Regions from separate parts of the Homo sapiens genome. Here region 2 is linked to region 1. A link is an interaction called in ENCODE POLR2A ChIA-PET data of the cell type or tissue named here. Cell type or tissue: GM12878. All regions are shown on one strand. Each heading gives the region's core, and the rest is flanking DNA. Links, peaks and the distances in the headings are about the cores only. Region 1 overlaps TRD-AS1 (TRD antisense RNA 1). Region 2 has its middle 23 kb from the start of TRD-AS1.

Region 1 (2,917 bases), core at 151-2,650:
AGCAAACCACAAGAAATAAGGGTCCATAGTAGGCATTGCCCAGGGCTTGGTTTCTTTGCCAGTCCTGTAGTTGGACATTTATATTCTGGAGACAGAGGCTTCCGGGGAGCAGTTGGTATCAGATGATTTATACATTTCTGTGAGTGCTGAGACACAAGATCCAGCTGCTTGTTGGCTTAGCTGTGTCGTAGAGTTGGGCTGGATTACCTTGGTCTTATTCATAGTGCCTGGACAAACAGGCAACCCTCCATACACTATCAGCTCCAGGTCTTGGAACCAAAGTGAAGCCAAAGATCAGAGTCTGTGTCTTCCTTCCCTCTCTCTTCATTTCTGGAAACATCACAAGAAAGAAGAGAAATTCTGCTCAATTTCATGGGATTGTGAGGGTGTTGTCATTTGGAGTCTAATGTGGATCAGTGGGAACCACAGCCCGTGAGCTTCCCACATCTCCCTTGATCCCCCGTCATGTCATGTCTTCTCTGAGCTTAACTGAGTTTAACCCCCAACTTGCAAGCCAGGAACTGGGGAACGGAATTTAATTTTCCTTGTGCATCTACTGCATGCCTTCAACTTCCCCACAACACTGACTCATATAACTTTCACAGCCAACCAAGGTATGTATTACGTTCTCGTTTTATGAACAAAGAGGACCTAGGAGGTTAAGTAACGTTCGCAAAGTTTTAGAGCTAATTGTGCTAGAGATAGAACTTGAATCTAGATATAAAGTTCTGACAATTTCTATGACCATATACAGCGAAAAGGAAGGAGTAGGCCAATTCTCCTTCTTCCTCTACCTACCACTGTCTTTGTGAAAGGGTCAAGCAATGCTGGGAGGGAGGAGATTCCTTAGCTGTGTCCTTTCCCAGTAGCTCCACTCCCCAGGCCTCCACCACATGTCATGAATCTAATCACTCCAGTGGTCAGCTTCAACTTTCAGCAGGTGCTGGGATTTGGCCAGGGCTTGCCCTGGTAGTCATGTGAAGGGAACAGCCCAGTCACTGTCACATCCTTAGCAGCCCGCTGTCACTCCCAGTGTCCTTAGGGCCAGAACTGACCAGCATCCCAGAAATTCCTGAGCTGAATCTTGTTCCCAGGGACTACTGAACCCCTGAGAAGGAGGGTGGGGGAGAGCCAGATACCCCCACCCACCACTGTGCTTTATCCTCTGACAGGCTGGACCCGAGTGAGGAAGATCAGTGGCAGGAGTGACCTCCAGCCAGACTCCTTCTGCCCTTCACTTTCCCACAATGGGAGGGTGGACCCGCTTGCTCTGGGCCAGTTTCTCATGGGCTTCTCTGAAGCAGGTACTTGCCGATGTGGGAATCCCCATACTCTCAGGGGACCCTGAGATGTTGGGGACTTCCACCCCTCAGAAGAGGGAGGTGATAAAGTTGGCTGGGACCTGCAGGCTCGTCAGCCTCAACTACGTAACAAGTGGCAGGGCTTGCCTGCTTGTGAGAGGCTCTGTTGTCTTTGGAACAAGTTGAAGGAATTGACATTAATATTTTTGAAGTAAACATAGGCCCTGGAACTCAAGGCACAGGCCAAGCACCCCTCAGGTAAAGCTGGGGCCAAGGTGAAACAAGCAGATGCAGGAAGTGCAGCAGACGAGTGGCCAGAGGACAGGTGTAAACCCCAGAGAACTGGTCAGGACTGACTGCAGAGAGGGTGGCAGACACCGTCACTTCTGGCACAGGCTCAAAGGGGTTTGCAAAGAAAGAAAAAGGAAGAAGTGTTAAGACAGTCTGACGGGTGATGAGTGTTCTATTAGGGTGGGATTTTTGCATGTGGGAGAGGACTTCTGATTGGTTTTCAAGTAAACTTTTCAATCTTTGATTCGTTTACTATGTATTGGTAATACATGGGGATTTTCCAGGCTGGGTAGGCCCATACGAGTTTTCCAGTTTTCACTGAATTTGAAAATATGGTCGTCTGCTTTGGGTCTGAGTCTCACATAAGCAATTCTCAACCCCAACTCTGCCTTCTAATCTTAGGTCTTGGGCAAGACTGTTAACCTTTCTGGGCCTCAATTTCCTTGTCTATAAAAGAAAAGGGTTAAACTATGTGATCATCTGGAAACCAACTCTAGGTGCTGAGAAGGCAGAGGTCCCTTCCAGGTGGCCCACCCCTTCCTCGTCCCCTGCAGTCCTCAGGCAGCAGGCTGCCCTTCTGCAATCAGTTTACTTCTGGAAGCTGCTGTAGATACTCAGCCTAATTGGATTTTCCGTGTGTAAAGATGTGAGTAGAGTCACAGAGAGGTTTCCTCCAGGCTCTGAAGGCCTCCAGGATCACTCTGGATGACAAATAGAATTTAATCAGTTGATCAGTGTGCCTAAATCCTCTTGTCATGGTGGTGATGTTTGCAGTTCAATTTCATTTTTATAGAATAAGGGATTCAGTGATTTGGTGAGAAAGGGAGGTGTTTCTTTTGTAACCATGATATTGCCATATTATTTAGCCCCGATTTGAGTGTGGTTCTCTGTTGAGCACCATCCCCAGTGCATTAAATGGAAAGAAACTTCTCTCTTGAAGCTTCCAGTCTGAATCAGCAAGGTGGTTCTCATATGAAAGGTAGACAGATATACAGGCTAGTGCAAAAACACCAAAAAGTTAAACCTGCCTTCCCATGAAGTTGCCATATCTTTGACATTGTGAACAAGCACCAGCAGACAAGTGAGCAAGGAATTAACCATGAGAGTAACATTCCTGTCCCAAATTCAGAGCCATTAATGGTTCAGGAATAGGTCTAGGAGTGCCGAGGTCCTTAGCTGGCACCATCAGCCTACTCCTCTCCCTGATGGATGTGAATAGAGGAAGGAAGGAGAGATTCTTTAATAGACAACTACTGAACAGGAATTTTACATTTACTCTTCTTTTCTACATCCCACTTTTGTAGATGAAGAACCTGAGGCTCACC
Region 2 (2,917 bases), core at 210-2,709, 120 kb before region 1:
TGGCACCAAATGACTATCAATAGCAAAGGAGATTTGGGGATACATTTAAAACACCAAAGCAATCAAACAGTCAGTTTTTGTTTCAGTCAAGTTTCATGTTCTGAAAATGCCTATGGCCTGTGCTTATTATGTTTTCAATGCATTAAGTGACAGCTCAAGACAGTTCACTGTAAGAAAATAGGGAATCTCAAGCTCTAATCCCAGTTATGATTTTTTTTTGGTTTGACTTAAATTATTTAACTTGTCTGTGTGTCAGCTTTTCTGTCTGTGACATATGTTTGATGATGTATGATCCTGTTTACCTTATTAGAGAACGTTGTGAAGATAAAAGGGCTGGGGATGGTGCAGTGGGTTACAGCATTGAAATGCATTGTGAATGATGTGGGGAAAATATGATGGTTCAAGTCAAGATATTATTAACATGAATAGTAGGGACTATGCTAGCTGAAGTTTATTGTCAAAATGATAACCACAAAACTTTCTTAGTAAAAACTGAAGGAGAATATATCTGTCTTGTGTGTTTTTCCACAAGAAAGTTAGTGGAAATAACCACTTAATCTGCCAGAAGAGACAGGCATGGAAAAGGTCAGCTGGATTCTGAAGTCTGACTGCCAGGGGAGAAGAAGAAATGACTGTCCTCCCACAGCAGTGAGTGAACATAGATTAGGTTCCCACGACATGCTAATGCCCTTGGCTGTTGGCAGCATTAAATGGAACCAGTTAAAATTATCTTGAAAAATGAATTTGACCATCTTAATGGTCAAACTGGCTGTGTAGGTAGACCCAGAGACTGTTTCTCCTCAGTGACTGGAAAATGGGTGTGTGTGTGTGTGTGTGCATAAGAAGAACTGTTCTATATGATTTACGGACATAACAGCCCACAGAAATGAGAAAAGATATACTTACGTGGTAAAACAATCACTTGAGTGCCGGACCCGCAATGCAGCACATTCCCAAAGCCTATCCACAATGGCTCATTCTTTTACAAAAACCTTGTCATCTCTTCATAACCACATGTTTTGTGTCTCAAGGTGGAAGCTAAAGCTTCTCAGGCAAGAGAGAGGATTCAGACGCACATCTCATGAATGCCATGGTATTCCTTATTTCGTGTCAGCCCCTCCTTCCTGAGGCTTTTCCTCATCCTGGGCCCAGCTCCAGCCTTCATGCAGGCAGTCTGTGTCCCTTGGTGGCCACCTCTACCTCTGCAGCGGCTCTGCTGGGGCCAACCCTCAGCAAAGATTCCCTCAGGGCCCTGAGCCATTTGAGGATCACTCAAGGAGCTAGGAAAGTCCTCAGAAATACAGCTGATGGTTACAGAGGCAGGCAGCAGTGTGCGTGGGGGTGCCGGTGCTGGGCATGGGCATAGCAGTCAGGAATTCAAAGGAGAGAGCAGGGATTTACATACAGGAGTTGGAGATGGAAGGAAAAGGATCTAGAGAGGAAGGGTCTGAAAACAAAGGCAAGAAGGGTAGACACACACTAACAATGGATGTCAAAATTAGTCACGCTTTGCTTGGTGAGCACACACAAGTTCTAGGGGAAAGAAATTTTCCTGGCTGTGTCAGTTGCCCTGACCTATTTAGTACTCCTGTGACAACCTCTTAGGTGCAGCTGAGACGTCCCACACTACAAGCAGAGACCACGTCCCTGTCTTATTTCTGTCTCAAAGAGCCATCTGACCAAATGTTCTACACGAGGGGGTAGGAACAGCAGCCACAAAAAGATACTCAGAATCTGTTTCTCTCTTCCTAATTAGGCTGTCAATCTGTTTAGCTAATAAGTCGTATAAAGTGTCTTCATCCCTTCTAAGGAAAGGAGTCATATAAATGCAAACTAGCAGCAGCAATAAGTCAAATGGCTTGCTGGGCATCTTTTCTTCGTGTGAAGAGATGCTGTTTAGTAGAAAGGGAAACTTTCTGTGTGGAGAGGAGACAGACTGGGAAAAAGCACAACAGCATTTGTTTTTATTAGGCTGAGTCTATACAGCACAAAGTGAAACAGATTTGGCAATTATTTAGGTAATGTGCCATTCAATTCATGCAATTTTGAGCACAAAGAAGTTTTCTCAAGGAAGTCCCTAAATATCTGCATCAGCTACCAACATTAATCAAAGTAACTGGACAATTGGGCTGTATAGACACAAACTAATAAATGCACCCTGAGATGGTTCTTTGGAAAGGCTTATATTTTATAAATCTAACATTAAAACTAGCCCAATATTTGTAATCACTGTCTTCATTTTGGCACTGCAATTAACAGTTCCCAATTTTTCTTACAACATGTCTTACATTTAGAGCCGCAAAGGTAAGGGTGACCTTCTCCCTAGAGAGTTTTATCAGTTTAACACATGGAAGCTCATTTAGAAATTCATTAGGTGTCTGGGATGTGAGAACTTGTCATTACAGACTAAGAGCTTTTTTGTCAAGAGGTAAGGACTTACAGGGAATAACGGTGAGTCTCGTTCCAGTCCCAAAGAAGAGGTTGTTTGCCCCAGTTTGACACAGTGTTTCTGCCCAGTACAAAAACGCTTTCCTACTAAGCCAAATTTTCTTCATCTCCTTCCTCCTTCTTTAACTTATTTATTTTATATTTTTAAATATATATTTTTAGAGACAGGATCTTACTTTGTTGTCCAGGCTGGAGTGCAGTGGTGTGTTCTTGGCTCACTGTAACCTTGACCTCCTGGGCACAAGTGATCCTCCTGCCTCAACCTCTTCAGTAGCTAGGATGACAGGTGCATGCTACCATGCCTGGCTATTTTTAAAAAAATTTTATTTATTTATTTTTTGTAGAGATGGGGGTCTCACTGTGTTGCCCAGGGTGGTCTTGAACTCCTGGCCTCAAGTGATCCTCCTGCCTCAGCCTTCCAAAATGCTGAGATTACAGGTGAGAGACACTGCTCCCAGCTTCCTTCTTC

The links. Peaks named below come from ENCODE experiments on the same cell type or tissue, not always from the same donor. Only the 100,000 strongest peaks of a DNase experiment are listed, where the experiment ranks them.
Region 2: POLR2A ChIA-PET joins it to region 1 with 19 read pairs; 5 of 35 experiments call an interaction of 5 or more read pairs at or near these places.

What each region holds. Positions count from the first base shown.
Region 1 is chr14:22,382,385-22,385,301 of GRCh38, reverse strand. TRD-AS1 (TRD antisense RNA 1) reads left to right here. Exons shown (of 5, transcript NR_148361.1): 3 at 2,897-2,917. It also overlaps TRA. Among named protein-coding and RNA genes, the nearest start is that of TRD-AS1, 99 kb to the left of the region's middle. RefSeq lists an enhancer at 939-1,648. In GM12878, for the core only: no CTCF peak of the experiment used is centred there; DNase peaks (open chromatin) are centred at 623 and 1,491; H3K4me3 peaks cover 978 bases; H3K27ac peaks cover 2,500 bases.
Region 2 is chr14:22,504,692-22,507,608 of GRCh38, reverse strand. It overlaps TRA, TRAJ36 and TRAJ35. Among named protein-coding and RNA genes, the nearest start is that of TRD-AS1, 23 kb to the right of the region's middle. In GM12878, for the core only: no CTCF peak of the experiment used is centred there; a DNase peak (open chromatin) is centred at 1,636; H3K4me3 peaks cover 1,199 bases; H3K27ac peaks cover 2,405 bases.